2 separate regions of the Homo sapiens genome follow, and region 1 is linked to region 2. The links are chromatin contacts, found by Hi-C or POLR2A ChIA-PET in ENCODE. All regions are on one chromosome and are shown on one strand. The core of a region is the stretch at or near the end of the contact, and the rest is flanking DNA. Distances in the headings are between cores, read along the strand shown.

Region 1 (7,681 bases), core at 1,486-3,985, 1.1 Mb after region 2:
AAGCCCCATCTTTTGGCCTGTGGTGCCCAGTCCTAGACGTTATCCAGTATGTAGACTCCAGGCTTATAGTGTCCTATTCTCCCCAGATCTATACAATATCAGTGATGGCCGAGGGAAAGTTGGGACGTTTGGCATCTTCAAATCTGTGTACAGACTTGGCGAGGACGTGGTGGGGACCTTAAACTTAGGGGAAGGAACCGTAGCTTGTTTGCAGGTAAGAAGGGAGCAGAGCTTCTTACCTGCTGGGGTGCTGGGGTTGAAGGGCTAGGGTGGAAGGCCTGTATAAAGAGGGGTGGCATGTAGAAGGGGATAGTGGGGTCATCCAGGGTCCCTTTGTAAAACAGCTTGAGGTTGGGCTGTCCTCTCACCTACAGACAGCACTTCCTGTTAGCACACACCTGTCTCTTGCTCCCAGTTTTCAGTCAGCTTACAGACCGAGGAGCGTGTACAGCCTGAGTACCAGCGGCGACGTGGGGCAGGGGGTGTCCCCTCTGTGTCACATGTGACTCACGCCCGGCACCAGGAATCCTGCCTACATACAACTAGAACCAGCTTCTCCCTCCCAATCCCTCTCAGCTCCACCCCAGGCTTCTGTACAGCCATTGGTGAGACCCTCACTGTTACTGGAGAAGGGAGAGGGGGACAGTAAAATGCTGTGCTAAGGGAGGGTGTAATGGATCCTGATTCCTTATACACACTCCCAGACATACCCACGTCTAGCCTCTGACCCGGAACAGTTTCTCAGACCTTCAACCTCTTCCTGTTTCTTAGATGCACTGACCCCTAAACTCCTAACAGCTTGATAGAACTCCTTCCCCACACCTACCTACTAGGACCCTGTGATACACTGATTTTTGATTACTTCATGCTACCTAGACTTGACTGCCTCACTCTTAGGTTATTAGGTACTTAATACTGCTATCTTCAGCTCACATCTGTGGTAGTACCCATTGCTTCAGAAAAACCCTTAATCACAGCTCCCTGCCCTGTGACTTTTCCCTGTCTTCCTGAACACAGATTGTTTTCTTCTCATTCACTAACTATATCCTGTCATTGGCTTTTACTCCTGCTAGCTTCTGATGCTTCTACCTTAATCTTTTTCTTCCATAGTGTCCTTGAAGTGGAGATTGCATTTTGAATTTGTAACGTCCCGAGAACCAGGATTGGTACTCCTACCCCCTGTGGAACAGCCCGAACCTACCACCTGGACAGGACCTGAGCAAGTACCTGTAGACACCTTCAGCTGGGACCTGCCCATCAAGGTGCTGCCTACTAGCCCCACCCTGGCCTCATATGCTGCCCCAGGCCCCAGCACCAGCACCATAACCATCTGAAACTGGCCCACCCTGGTGCTAGTTCCTTCCGGATACTGAGAACTCAGCACCTGGACTCTAATGGGACCCACTTTTTCCACCTGGGGTCCAATGTCGTGGACAGTGAGAGTCGGGCTTTCAGCTATAGCATTAATTTATTTGTTCAGAATACATTGGCAGCTGCTAGTGGTTTCCCTGGAAGTGGCAGCAGCAGTGAGCAGTCAGCAGATGGATGATCAGTTGAGTTTAGCTGGAGTGGGGAGCAGGAGCCCCAGGAACAGGGGTGTTGGCTGAGCCCCATTCTGGGTCAGGCCCTCCCCCTTTGCAGGGCAGCCGAGGGTCAGATTTTTGCACCAAGGAGAACTGGCAGGTTCCTGCCTCCTGACGTACCTCACACCCAGCCGGGAAGTCGATGGGATGCTGGGACCTGGGGAACCAAGGATAGGGGAAGGAGTCAGCACAGTGAAAGGCTGCCTTTATCCCTGCCCACATGTTCCCTCTCTCACAGTTTTCCCCCCACAGAGCCCCTTTCAGTGGCCCCTTGGTCCTCCTAACTAAGCTGTCACCTACCATATGTGGGCCTTTTTGTTTTATAACAGGAGTATTTTCTCTCCAGGTCCACCCCAACCTCCCCTGATTTATAGCCTGAAGCCTTATCTTTCACACTAGTGTTGGTCCCTTCAGGTTTGGCCCATCTTGTATTGCTCTTCTGTTCATTCTTACATCACAGCAATCTAGTCACTCCCTGGTCATCCCTCAGTCACTCATATCAGAGTCATTCTCTCTGGCCATCTTTGGTCACTCACGTGTCACAGCAGCCCACGCCAACAGGATGCAGACAGGTGCAATGGAAACAGTCCTTGCGGAGCCAAGACTCACCCAGGGTAAAATATTTCCCCTCATAGTGACAGGGGGCTAGGGAAGAACGGGAAATGTTAGTAGGTGTAGGAGTGCTGATGAGAGGCAGAGGCTCTTCTGGTCTGGGGTGGAGACAGTAAGTACGCACTATCCCCGTATTTAGTTTGTCTTTCCTGTTTCACAGCTGGAGGAAGCCTGGGTATTTTGACACGGGATCATCTGTAAGGCCCCATCCTCCCTGTGCCCTCTCTGCTGCTCCTCCATTCCTAACGCTTCACCCCACTTTACCTTGAGCTTGGAAGTAGCACTTGCTGTAGACTCCTGGGTGCTGGAGGAGTAGAGACATCACCAAGCAGATGATCCCCCAGCCTCCTAGGATCCCCTTGGCCTGTCCAGCCCAGAGCATCCTTAGGGCCATTGCTGCTGCACAGCCCTCTCAGACCCTTCTTGGCCTCTGCTCAGCTACTCTGGTCTTGACTCCTTGACTTTGCTTTGCGTTGCTCCTTGAGTCTTAGTTTCTGTCTTTCTCCCCTGGGCTCCTGTCTCACACTATCTCCCTGCCCTCTGCTCTCACAGGCTGGGGATGTTTATAAAGTGAGGACCCTGGCCCCCTGCTGAGTAGAGCTGGAAAAGTTGTAACTCTGTTTCCTGAGGTGAGGGCATGAAAACAAGAGGTCTAGCTTTAACAAGCTGTGAGAGCTGATTCATGCCCCGGCACAGCTAGAGGGAGGGAGGTGGCCATGGAGGGGGCACTGGACTGGGCACTTCCCCAGCAAGGAGGCAGGAGGGGCGAGGGCCCCCAGGTGGTCCCCAGATCTCTTCCCTGACCTGGAGAGAAGGAAGCATTCCACCTTCCCCCTTTCTCCCCCACTGCCACCACCAGGGGTGTGTATGCTGGGATCCCTGCCTGGACCGGAGGGAGGCATTTCCTGGGGATGGTTAATCCTGTGCCCCAGCCAAACCCAGGAGCTGCAATAGGGTGCGACGGCCAGAAGCTCCAGGAGAGTGAGCAGGCACCTGGAGTGGAGACTGTGTTTCCCTCAGATCCTAGGGCAGGGTTTCCCTAATGTATCCAAGAAATAGGGCTGCCCCTCAGAGATGGTGGGGAGGGTCTCTTTTCCTCAGGCATTCCAGAGGTGAACTGTCCATTGCTTATCACCTTCAAACATACAGCAGATGTGGGATCACCCCACATCTGGGGATGGTTCTTTCCCCTTTCAAAGAGGAGCATCTCTAAGTGCCCTGATGGGATGAATCACTCCAGGTTCACAGAGGTGTCCTCTCTTTCCTCCCATATATAATGGAGTGAGGTTTTTAGGAATTTATCATTTGGCATCCTCTGAGTTTCCCACAGGTTCTGGAGGAGCCCAGGATGGATTATTGAGAGCATGGGCTGTAGAGACAGTCTTCTTGGATTCAGATCCTGACTCCACTTAGCTATGTAACCTGGTCAGATTACTTCACCTCTCTGAGCCTGTTTCCTCATCTATAAATTGGGGATAGTAATGCCAACTCATTGGGCTGTTATGAGGATTACTGAGATAATGCGTGCAGTGCTCTTATCACCATCTCTGGTGCGTAAGCGTCAGGAAATAGCAGTTGCTGTGATTGGGGCTAAAGCTCTGAGGCAAAATGGGCGACATTATTTTCTTTGAATGACATTAAGCAGTTTGTGCATAGCTGAGGGCTTCTATTGGGGATGGCTGTCTCCTGGCATAGACCTCTGCACCTTTCACACTCATACTCCTTGTCAGCAGTCCCCAACCTTTTTGGTACCAGGGACCGGTTTTGTGGAAAACAATTTTTCCACCAGTGGATGGAGGGGGATAGCAGCGGGGAGATGATTTTGGGATGAAACTGTTTCATCTCAGATCATCAGGCATTAGATTCTCATAAGGAGTGTGCAATCTAGATCCCTTGCATGCGGAGTTCACAGTGGGGTTTGCACTCCTGTGAGAATCTAATGCCTCTGCTGATCTGCCAGGAGGAGGAGCTCAGGCGGTAATGCTCACTCGCCTGCCGCCCACCTCCTGCTTTGTGCTCCCGCTTCCTAACAGGCCACAGACTGGTACTGGCCTGTGGCCTGGGGGATGGAGACCCCTAATCCATGTCACCTTTCCCACCTCTTTCAAAAACAGGTACCTCCAGGAACATTTTGGTTTTGGCCCTTGTATTGACTTCTGAATGTCTAGTTTGAGAAACTGTTCCCAATAAGCCTTCTTCCCCCAGATCTGCACCCTCGCCTCTACCCTAGGACAAGATGTCCTTTTCTCATCATCCTGCCAGGCTAACTTTAAGTCTCCTGCTTTTTCTCACTTGGATTTGGATCCATTTCTTCCTATTTCCGCTCATGTGAACTCTCCAGTTCTCCTTTCTCACCACTCTCCTGCTAGCCATCTCTTTGGCACTAAAGGCCCTGGTCAAATTGGATTTCTTTCATTTTTCCACACTTCAAAGACCCATGTTCTAGGTATTCTCCATAGGGATAGTCTCTTTGGCATTTATTTGGTTTTTCTACGTTTTCAGTCCCATTTACTCCAAGACTCACTCCCTGCCACCTAGTGCATCAGATACAGCTACTTCTGGCTGACTTTTCAAGGGGGACCACCCTACCTGTCATCTCTTCACTGTTCAGAAATGACTGTGTCAGTGCACCTCAAACTCCCTTGCTGTCCTTTTCCAAGGAGACAGCTAAGGTGGATGGAGATGCAGAATGGACCTCACGTTCGCCCTAGTCAGGACTGATACCCTTTCCGTTTCAGAGGATTGCCAAGAAAAAACTCACAGTTGAGGCAGGGTGCTCTGAGGTCGGCTGCGGTGTGGGAGGCACGGCCTGGGCCTGCTCTCTGGGCTGGAGCAGGTGGATTCGAAGGCCTGTCTAGCACGAGGGCCCAAAGGTCTTGTCAGTGGCCAGTAGCTCTGCCGCCTTTCCCAGAGAGGGGGTCCAGGGGACATCCTGGAAGGCTGGGCCCTGGGCCACCTTCTGCTCTTGCAAGCTAGAGCCAGCCCAATAGGGGGCGGATGTGAGTGGGGAGCTGGGGCGCATGAAGGTGGGGGTGATGCCGAAGGGGAAGGGATCGCCAGTGGGGATTGGTGCGTGTGCGGAAACGGGGACAGAAGTGAAGGTTCATCGCCTATAACGAAGATGAGGTAGGCATATAGGGGCTTCTGGAAAGCTAGAGGCTGGGCTGAGCCAGGAGTCCTCTCCCAGAAGTTGGGGGGCGGTGCAGAGGTGTGGGTCGAGCCCGCATGCGTGCCTGCTGGGGAGGGGGTGAGTGGTGAGGACCAGGCCCGCTGGGTCCTGGGGGCGCGGTGGCTGGCGCGCAGGTCCCGGAGGGGGCGGCTGGCGCGCACTACACGCTTGGGAACAAGGAAAACATCCGCCGGAGGCCCGGCCGGGCGGCGCTCCAGCCTCGGGGCAGGTGCGCGGAGAGGAAGTGAGAGCATTCCGGCCCCCCCACCCCAACCCCGGCCGCTGGCCCTCTGGTGAGTCACAGCCGACCCCCGCCGCCGGAGGGAGAGGGGAGCTGCGGGCCAGAGCCCCGGAGGGTCTGGAGGAGCCAGGAGGGTTTCTGGGAGCAGAGGGTCACTTAGTGGGCTTCTGTCGTGGTGTCGCTACGGGCGCGAAACGGACACTGAACACAGTCTGACTGTATGGAGGCAGGTGGGGAGGGATCCCCTGGGAGAACTTGGCGGGCCGAGAGCAGACCCCAGGGCAAGGAGGGGCCCCCGAGGGGGAAACCGGGAGTCGGGCAGGTGGCGTAACCCAGAAAGGGAAGGAGAGCCGGATTGATTGGGGTGAGAGAGGAAGGAAGCACGCCAAGTTAGGCCTGGGAGAACTGAGGGACCTGAGGAGGGAGGAGGGAGACCAACACAGGGTGGGAAGGCGGAAATGGCCAAACCCCAGGCATCAGGTCTGTCCAGAGGCTGACGTAGACAGTGAAGGGTGAAGGGTAGGTTTTAGGAGTAGGGGGAGTTATGATTATTTGGTTACATTTTGGGATTATTTGGTCTCACAGGTAGAAGGGAGCCTGCTGGTCTCTGTGTAACGGATGGCTTAAAAGCAAGGTTGTCTGCGTCTTGGATTACTGTCTGCCATTCAGCCTTTGCCAAAAAATTTGGCACTGATCTGCACATTTTTATAGTCATTTAAAATTGTATGACTCTGTCAAATGATTTAAGTAATTTTGGTGGATTTTTAAAAATAAAAAAATAAAAATAGAAAAGTTGCACAATCTAATTCAATATTTGACTTAAAACCAAAAGTGAGGCTCTCAGATTGGTAATATGGTATTCAGCCTTTTTCTTGTTTGGCTTTTGTGCCATTTGCCCCTCACTGACTTGATTGAATTCTTTGTGGCTGATGCCTCAGTTTTTCTGGATCAGTAGTGCTGCACTTCCACTTTTCCTCTCCCTCATTTTACTGTCTTTATTTTTAGCCTTTTTTCTGTGTAGCCCTCTAACCTGCCCTTTATATTTTGAACCAAATAAAACATTTCTTGGAATGGGAGCTTTGGACTACAGTATACAGACAAACAACTCACAATTTTAGCATATGAGGCTACTATCTTCTGTGGATGTGTATGTAATTATACAGTTTCTGTATTTATCCTGTGGCTGATAGAAAAAGTTAAAGCTGTTTAATTCACCATAGTATTTCTACAACACAGCAATTTATTAGTCTGACTTCTCTTCTAAAATCAACTCTAAAATGGTATTTTGTACTTGTCTCAGAGACGAATTCTGCCATGATCCTTATGATCTGTGTTATGTTGGGCCAAAGGTGATTACTTTATAAATTATAAAGATCCCTAAACTCTGCATTGCCTTTGGTCCCAAACAAGCAAATCTGGGTCAATTAATGAAAAAAAAAAGAAAAGAAAAGAAAATGTCTTACTTTGGGCCCTGTTGCACTCTCCCGTGCTGTTTTAGCCCCAGCCCTACTCTATTCCCAGTGGCCTTTGCCTTCATTCCTTCTTTGCTCTGCTGGGCATCTTGAGAGGAAAACTTCACACCGACTTCCTCTACTATAAATTCTCTCCCTCCTCTCAACTCTACACTTCTCTTTGCCAACATACACCACTACTGCTTCACTGATTTTTTTTTTTTAAGCCCACAGTCCTTTCTGGCTCTTTTCCACCTTTAACACTCTTATGTTGAAATCTTCCGTTTTTCCTCCTTTCTCTTTAGTAAGACCTCAGGTTTTTAAAAAAGCTAGGCTTGATTGTTTATTCTGCATGGTCCACTTCTGCCTTCCTTCCTCTTCTATTACCCTTTTCTTATTCTAGACTGTTTTTAAACTCAGTTATGCTTGCTTTCACCAAAGCCTTAACCTTTCCTGTGATTAGAAAAAGATGCTTATGTTTCCATTACTTTTCCTACAAGAAAACGCATTCTCAAATTCATATCCACTTCAAACTCTCCCAACGTTTTGCATCCAGAAGCATAAAGTGGCCATTATTGTGAAGTCCACTGAGTGACCATTTAAGCTTGGTGTTATGCCACACACT
Region 2 (7,457 bases), core at 4,958-7,457:
CTCAAAAAAGAAAAACACACAAACAAAAACAACAGTGAGGAAAAAAAAAAGCTGAGGCAAAATTAATATAGAGAGTTTATTTGGGCCAAGGTAGAGAACGACTGCTCGGGACACTTTTCCAAGTTGCCTTGGGGAATGTTGATACAAGCATTTTTTATTTTTATATGTGGTTTTTATTTTTATTTTTTATTTTCTTGGAGATGGATTCTTACTCTGTTGCCTAGGCTGGAATGCAGTAGTGCAATCTTGGCTCACTGCAACTCCCGCCTCCCAGGTTCAAGCTATCCTCCTCCCTCAGCCTCCCGAGTAGCTGGGACCACAGGTGTGCACCACCATGCCTGGCTAATTTTTGTAGTTTTAGTGGAGACAGGTTTTTGCCATGTTGGCCAGGCTGGTCTCTAACTCCTGACCTCAGGTGATCCACACTCCTCGGCCTCCCAAAGTGTGGGATTACATGTGTGAGCCACTGCACCTGGCCACTTTATTTTAACTTAATTTAATTTTATTTTTTTTGAGATGGTGTCTCCACTGTCGCCCAGGCTGGAGTGCAGTGGCGCAATCTCGGCTCACTGCAACCTCTGCCTCCCAGTTCAAGAAATTCTCCTGCCTCAGCCTCCCGAGTAGCTGGGACTACAGGCACCTGCCACCACATCCAGCTAATTTTTTTGTATTTTTAGTAGAGATGGGGTTTCACCATGTTGGCCAGGCTGGTCTTGAACTCTGACCTCGTGATTTGCCCGCCTCGGCCTCCCAAAGTGCTGGGATTATAGGCGTGAGCCACCGCGCCCGGCCTATTTTTATTTTTTGAGACCGGATCTTGCTCTGTTACCTAGGCTGGAGTTCAGTGGCACGATCACAGCTCATTGCAGCCTTGACCTCTTGGGCTCAAGGGATCATCCTGCCTTGGCCTCCCAAAGTGCTGGAATTACAGGTATGAACCATCATGCCCAGCCACAAGCAAGTTTTTAAAGGCAAAAGAGGACAAGGAGTGGGCTGACACAAAATTGTTTAACAGGAATTCTCATTGGCTTACAGAAACAACATTGATTAGTGATTGGCTATACCTTGTTGAACTATAGGGTATGAGTTATGGTGTCTAGACTATGGCATTTTATGGCTATGTGGTATCAATTTAGAGCCCACATAGCAAGTGGCTTCAAGGGGTAATTATTTGGCTCCATGGGGGTGGGGGAAGGTGAGATATGACTGCTGTTACATGCTGTCACTTTTTTTTTTTTTTTTTTTTGAGACTGAGTCATACTCTGTCGCCCAGGCTGGAGTGCAGTGGCGCAATCTCGGCTCACTGCAACCTCCGCCTCCCGGGTTGAAGCGATTCTCCTGCCTCCGCCACCCAAGTAGCTGGAATTACAGGCACCTGCCACTATGCTCAGCTTTTTGTATTTTTAGTAGTGACAGGGTTTCACCATAATGGCCAGGCTGGTCTCAAACTCCTGACCTCAAGTGATCCCGCCCGCCTTGGTTTCCCAGTGTGCTGGGATTACAAGTGTGAGCCACTGCACCCGGCCTTTTTTTTTCTTTTTAAAATTATTATTATTATTATTATTATTATTTTGAGACGGAGTCTCTTGCACTGTCGCCGGGGCTGGAGTGCAGTGGCATGATCCTGGCTCACTGCAACCTCTGCCTCCCAGGTTCAAGCAATTCTCCTGCCTCAGCCTCCTGAGTAGCTGGGATTACAGGCGCCCGCCACCATGCCCAACTAATTTTTTGTATTTTTAGTAGAGACAGGGTTTCACCATGTTGGCCAGGCTGGTCTCGAACTCCTGACCTCGTGATTCGCCCACCTTGGCCTCCCAAATTGCTGGGATTACAGGCGTGAGCCACCGCGCCAGGCCCATGCTGTCACATTTTAATGCCTCTCTGGGCCTGATAATTAAAAGAGGCTGGCATTTCTCAGATAAAAAGTTTCTTTTCTTTCTCAAGAGTGATGGAATGGGCCAGGCACGGTGGCTCACACCTGTAATCCCAGCACTTTGGGAGGCCGAGGTAGGGGAATCACCTGAGGTTGCCAGTTCAAGATCCAGCCTGACCAACATGGAGAAACCCCATCTCTTCTAAAAATACAAAATTAGCCAGGCGTGGTGGCGCATACCTGTAATCCCAGCTACTCGGGAGGCTGAGGCAGGAGAATCGCTTGAACCTGGGAGGCGGAGGTTATGGTGAGCTGAGAGCACGCCATTGCACTCCAGTTTGGGCAATGAGAGCGAAACTCCATCTAAAAAAATTAAAAAAAGAGTGATGGAATGAAGGGTTAACACAGTGAAATATAATGGTGAGATTCAATGAGATGATGGGAAATGATCATTAGACTTCTCAGTAGGGGCATGTGGCAGAGACAATGCTATACATTCACAAATCCATTTCCTTTTGCTCTTGGACAGCTAGATTACATTCCACAGTCTACTCTGGATCATGTGATTGCATTCTGGCCAATGAAATATAGATAGAAATGATGTATGACATTTCTAGGGCTGGCTCCTAAAGTCTCCTCTGAAATTCTTTTTTTTTTTTTTCTCTTTCTCTTTTTAAGAGACAGGATTGTGCTATGTCACTCCCAGACTGGTATCAAACTCTTGGGCTCAAGTGATCTCCCACCCTGGCTTCCCAAGAGCTGGGGGACTACAGGCACATAGTACTATGCCCAGCTTGAAGTTCTTTACATTTTCTTTCTTCCCATGTCTATTACTGTAGTTATAGAGGATCTCTAGTGGAGTATTCTGAGACCCTAGGACATGGCATAGCTACTAGATGGATGGCACCTGGATCCCTAAATACTGCTTGGAACAGAGCTCCCTGTTACCCCCAGAATTGACTGTAGTGCTAAGCCATTGAGTTTTGGGAGTGTTTGTTACAGCAATTAAGATTACTTACCCTGACAAATATAGGGCAAAAGATGTGTTACAATATACCATGCAGCTAAGAGTAGAGACCAGAAAGATGGCCTCTGTTTTTAAGAAACTTGGCAGGCCGGGCACGGTGGCTCACGCCTGTAATCCCAATACTTTGGGAGGCAGAGGCAGGCGGATCACCTGAGGTCAGGAATTTGGGACCAGCCTGGCCAACGTGGTGAAACCCTGTCTCTACTACAAATACAAAAATTAGCTGGGTGTGGTGGTGCACGCCTGTAATCCCAGCTACAGGGGAGGCTGAGGCAGGAGAATCACTTGAATCAGGAGGCGGATGTTGCAGTGAGCCTAGATTGCACCACTGTACTCCAGCCTGGGCGACAGAGCGAGACTCCATCTAAAAAAAAAAAAAAAAAAAAAAAAAAAGAAACTTGGCAGAGAAATTAAGGATAAAGAAAGGATTATCTAGAGGAGAATACAGGATTGAGGGAACATGTTTTTGTATTGGTTCTGGCTTCTGTGGCATTCCCGACTCGACAATTCACTAAGAACCCTGGGCAGCAGGGATTAGCCCCCAAATTTGGTCTCTGCTCCCCATTCCAGGAACAGCTTTCTGGGATCATCTGGGCCTACACCTCCCCTATCTGGTCTTTCAGAAAGCTTTTCCAGGCCTTTCCAGGTGTGGTGACTTATGTCTGTAATCCCAGCACTTTGGGAAGGCCGAGATGGACAGATTACCTGAGGTCAGGCGTTCAAGACCAGCCTGGCCAACATGGTGAAACTCTGTCTCTAAAAAATACAAAAATTAGCTAGTCATGATGGTGGGTGCCTGTAATTCCAGCTACTCGGGAGGCTGAGGCAGGAGAATCACTTGAACCTGGGAGGCAGAGGTTGCGGTGAGCCGAGATCAAGCCACTGCACTCCAGCCTGGGCAACAGAGTGAAACTCCGTCTTAAAAAAAAAAAATTATATATATATATATATATATATATATATATATATATATATATATATATATATATATATAAATGGATAACCAGCAGCCCTCAGGGGTGCTCTGTCTATGGAGTGGCCATTTTTTTATTCCTTCACTTTCCTGATAAACTTGCTTTCACTTCACACTATGGACTCACCTTGAATTCTTTCTTGTGTGAGATCCAAGAATCCTCTCTTGGGGTCTGGATTGGGATCTCTTTACTGTAACAACACCTCTGGGATCTGGCAGGGAGGGAGCTGGTTAGGCCCATCTTAGTCATTCTCCTCTTCCTCCAAAAAATGACCTTGGGGAGTCATAGAGGAGAATTATGGAGATGTTCCTGAAGAGATGTTCCTGATGGGGGTCAGGATTTAATTAGCATGATTCAGGGGGCGGCACTGAAGCACTGGTGTTCTTGGGAAAATGGAGCTGTCTACAAGCTCTAGTCACTCAAACAAATATAAATGAGAGAATGGAAAAGCAGATCTCCTGTTCCTGTCTCACCTCTTTGGGTAATATGAACAGCCAGTGGGACAGGTAAAACCCCTGTTTCTCAGTCCTCAGCTCCCTGCCCCCTACCTCTGAAGGTAGCCTCTTCCTATTCCAGTCTGAGGACCCTAGGGCAGAGATCAAGTAAATGACCCATGACCTAGTTTTTGCAGCTCAATTGCAAAACACCTGGCTTGGCTTGGTCTTGATTGGGGGAAGGGATGTCCCTGCTATGGCTCAACTTCTAACTCACTGGGTCTCTGTCCTGCATTCCACTGAAGCCTCAGAGGCATCTCACAGCACTGGGAAAAGCCTTGGAAACTTGCATTCAAATCTCAGCTTGGCCACTAATTCTCTGGGTGACCTTGAGTCCTCTGGGCTCCAATGTGAAATGGGGAAGAGGTTTAGACAATATTTAGATGGCTCTTTAAAAGTACTGGGGGCCAGCTGTTTGGGAGGCTGAGGCAGGAGGATCACTTGAAGTCAGGAGTTCAAGACCAGCCTGGCCAACATGTGAAACCCCGTCTCTACTAAAAATACATAAATTAGCCCAGTGTGGTGGCACACAGCTCTAATTCCAGCTACTTGGAGGCTGAGGCAGGAGAATCGCTTGAACCTGGGAGGTGGAGGTTGCAGTGAGCCAAGATCACGCCACTGCACTCCAGCCTGGGTGGCAGAGTGAGACTCTCTCTCAAACAAACAAACAAACAAAAGTACCAGGGGAGGAATTAATTTGAATTTTATCCTAGTGTTAGCCAATTGGTCCCATCCAAGGAAAATTTAGAAAAGGGAAGGGGATGTGTAAAGGAAACACTAGGCCCCACCTAGATGGTGGCTGGAGCTTCTGATAGTCCTGTACTCTCCACATTTTTAGACTTTCTTGTACTTTTTTTTTTTTTTTTGTGACGGAGTCTGCTCTGTCGCCAGGCTAGAGTGCATGGGCACAATCTCGGCTCACTGCAACCTCTGCCTCCTGGGTTCAAGTGATTCTCCTGCCTCAGCCTCCCGAGTAGGTGGGACTACAGGTGCACGCCACCAAGACCAGCTAATTTTTTTTTTTTTTTTTTTTACTAGAGACGGGGTTTCACCATGTTGGCCAGGATGGTCTCAATTTCTTGACCTTGTGATCCGCCTGCCTTGGTCTCCCAAAGTGTTGGGATTACAGGCGTGAGCCACCGAGCCCGGCCATTTTTAGATTTTTTTTTATAGCCCTTTTACCCCTCCCACTTCTTGTGCTGTCTTGGTGTGTGTATGAAAAAGAGAGAGAGAGAGAGAGGAAGGAGAGCAAGAGTGAGAGAAAAAGAGAATATGGTTACTTAGCCCTTTTTCCCAAATCTGTTTTTGCTTTTGGGGATAGGATATGGTTATGGTGAAGTACTCCACACAGACCCCACCAAGTTTGCCTCTCCTGCGCTACAGCCACTGAGCAGGTGACTGAGGCGCTGTTGATCCAGGGTCATATCCTTACTCGCCCTAGAATGTAAGCTCAGGCAGGGCAGAGGCCATGCCTGACATGTGCATCCCAATGCTTTACACAGCCTAGGTGCCTAGCACATGCTAGATGCTTGGTAAATATTTGCTGAATGAAAGATCAAATGAATGATTGCAGCAAGCAAGTCCTGTAGGCATCCTGGAGCCCAAGGATTCTGCAGTAGGCAGCTTTCACAGAGGTTCTTCCAGTGTAGTGGCTCTAGCTCTGGGTGAAGTAGGATCATCAATGTCGGCCCCCAGGGTTCACAGCTGTTCTGAGCCCCGCCCCCAGGTGGCAGGGCAGCCCAGTCAGTCAGTCACGTGCTGGCGGCTGGCCAATCATCGGGGGCGGCGCGGGGAGGGGTGGTGTGGACGGAGAAAGTGAAAGGTGAGGCACGGCCCTGCAGATTTTCCAGCGGATCCCCCGGTGGCCTCATGTCGCGCAGTGGAACCGATCCTCAGCAACGCCAGCAGGCGTCAGAGGCGGACGCCGCAGCAGCAACCTTCCGGGCAAACGGTAACTGCACCGCGGCAGGGACTCGCTGGGGCGCGGAGCCGAGCCCTCCCCTTCCTTAGGAAGCTTTCGTCCCCTCCGAAGGTTGGAACGCTCATCCCGAGCCAGACCGACAAGGCGTACAGTCTGCAGGCCTGTACGAGCAGCAGGCCAATTGGCGCTGGGAAAGTCCAATCCTGGGCCTCTAGCTCCTGAGCGGGACAGGGCCGAGAGGGCGCTCCCGAGCTTGGGCCTGCTGGTGGGTGAGACCCAGGAGAGAGGGAGCTAGAGAGCTCTGAGGACTGATCTTGACTGTCTGCCCCCAGACCATCAGCATATCCGCTACAACCCGCTGCAGGATGAGTGGGTGCTGGTGTCAGCTCACCGCATGAAGCGGCCCTGGCAGGGTCAAGTGGAGCCCCAGCTTCTGAAGACAGTGCCCCGCCATGACCCTCTCAACCCTCTGTGTCCTGGGGCCATCCGAGCCAACGGAGAGGTAAGCCTGTAGAGCCCTGCATCTGCAGGCTGGGCCACGGGGAGTAGTTCCCTCTTAGAACTGTCCTCCACCCACAGGGATAGTGAACCTCCTTCTGGGTCATATCCCACCAAGCTTTTTGGTCCCCTAGGGTGGGCCTTCCCTACTCCCTTGTAGCCTGTCCAGTCTTTGAAGCCCACCAGGTAACTGGTGGTATGGGGCAGTGAGTGCTTCTAGCCTATCCTTGTCGGTAGGTGAATCCCCAGTACGATAGCACCTTCCTGTTTGACAACGACTTCCCAGCTCTGCAGCCTGATGCCCCCAGTCCAGGTAACCTGGCTCCAACTGCTGCTGGGGAGGAGGGTGGCTAGACCTCTTGAGGGACTTCTGCTGCAGAGAGTGATACTCCTTTACCTCAGGACCCAGTGATCATCCCCTTTTCCAAGCAAAGTCTGCTCGAGGAGTCTGGTAACTATGGATTTCCCCTCTTACAACTTTCAAACCAGAGTTGGAGACTCAGCATTGGGGTTCGGCCCTGCCCGTAGCACAGCCAAGCCCTACCTCTCGGTTATCTTTTCTCCCGTCACCACCCAGTAAGGTCATGTGCTTCCACCCCTGGTCGGATGTAACGCTGCCACTCATGTCGGTCCCTGAGATCCGGGCTGTTGTTGATGCATGGGCCTCAGT

Evidence for each region. A loop is a pair of places that touch in the nucleus more often than their neighbours do. ChIA-PET counts read pairs that join two places held with the same protein, here RNA polymerase II (POLR2A). Pooled maps may share reads with other maps.
Region 1: a pooled map shows a loop between it and region 2 (2.1-fold over the local background). The contact joins the promoter of MSMP here to the promoter of GALT in region 2. A Hi-C loop is called at or near these places in 4 of 50 pooled maps. POLR2A ChIA-PET finds 5 or more read pairs at or near these places in 2 of 52 experiments (GM12878 and activated CD8-positive, alpha-beta memory T cell).

Annotation. Positions count from the first base shown.
Region 1 is chr9:35,751,541-35,759,221 of GRCh38, forward strand. MSMP (microseminoprotein, prostate associated) reads right to left here and starts at 2,736. Exons shown (of 3, transcript NM_001044264.3): 1 at 2,460-2,736; 2 at 2,120-2,228; 3 at 1,450-1,740. The coding sequence starts at 2,589. The coding sequence ends at 1,560. RGP1 (RGP1 partner of RAB6A GEF complex) reads left to right here. Exons shown (of 9, transcript NM_001080496.3): 7 at 87-214; 8 at 416-605; 9 at 1,111-7,045. The coding sequence ends at 1,334. RefSeq lists an enhancer at 1,350-2,549 and a silencer at 5,457-5,776.
Region 2 is chr9:34,640,468-34,647,924 of GRCh38, forward strand. GALT (galactose-1-phosphate uridylyltransferase) reads left to right here and starts at 6,208. Exons shown (of 11, transcript NM_000155.4): 1 at 6,208-6,319; 2 at 6,622-6,791; 3 at 7,025-7,100; 4 at 7,190-7,238; 5 at 7,365-7,457. The coding sequence starts at 6,238. RefSeq lists a silencer at 4,445-4,739 and enhancers at 4,445-4,739, 5,953-6,062, 6,633-6,812.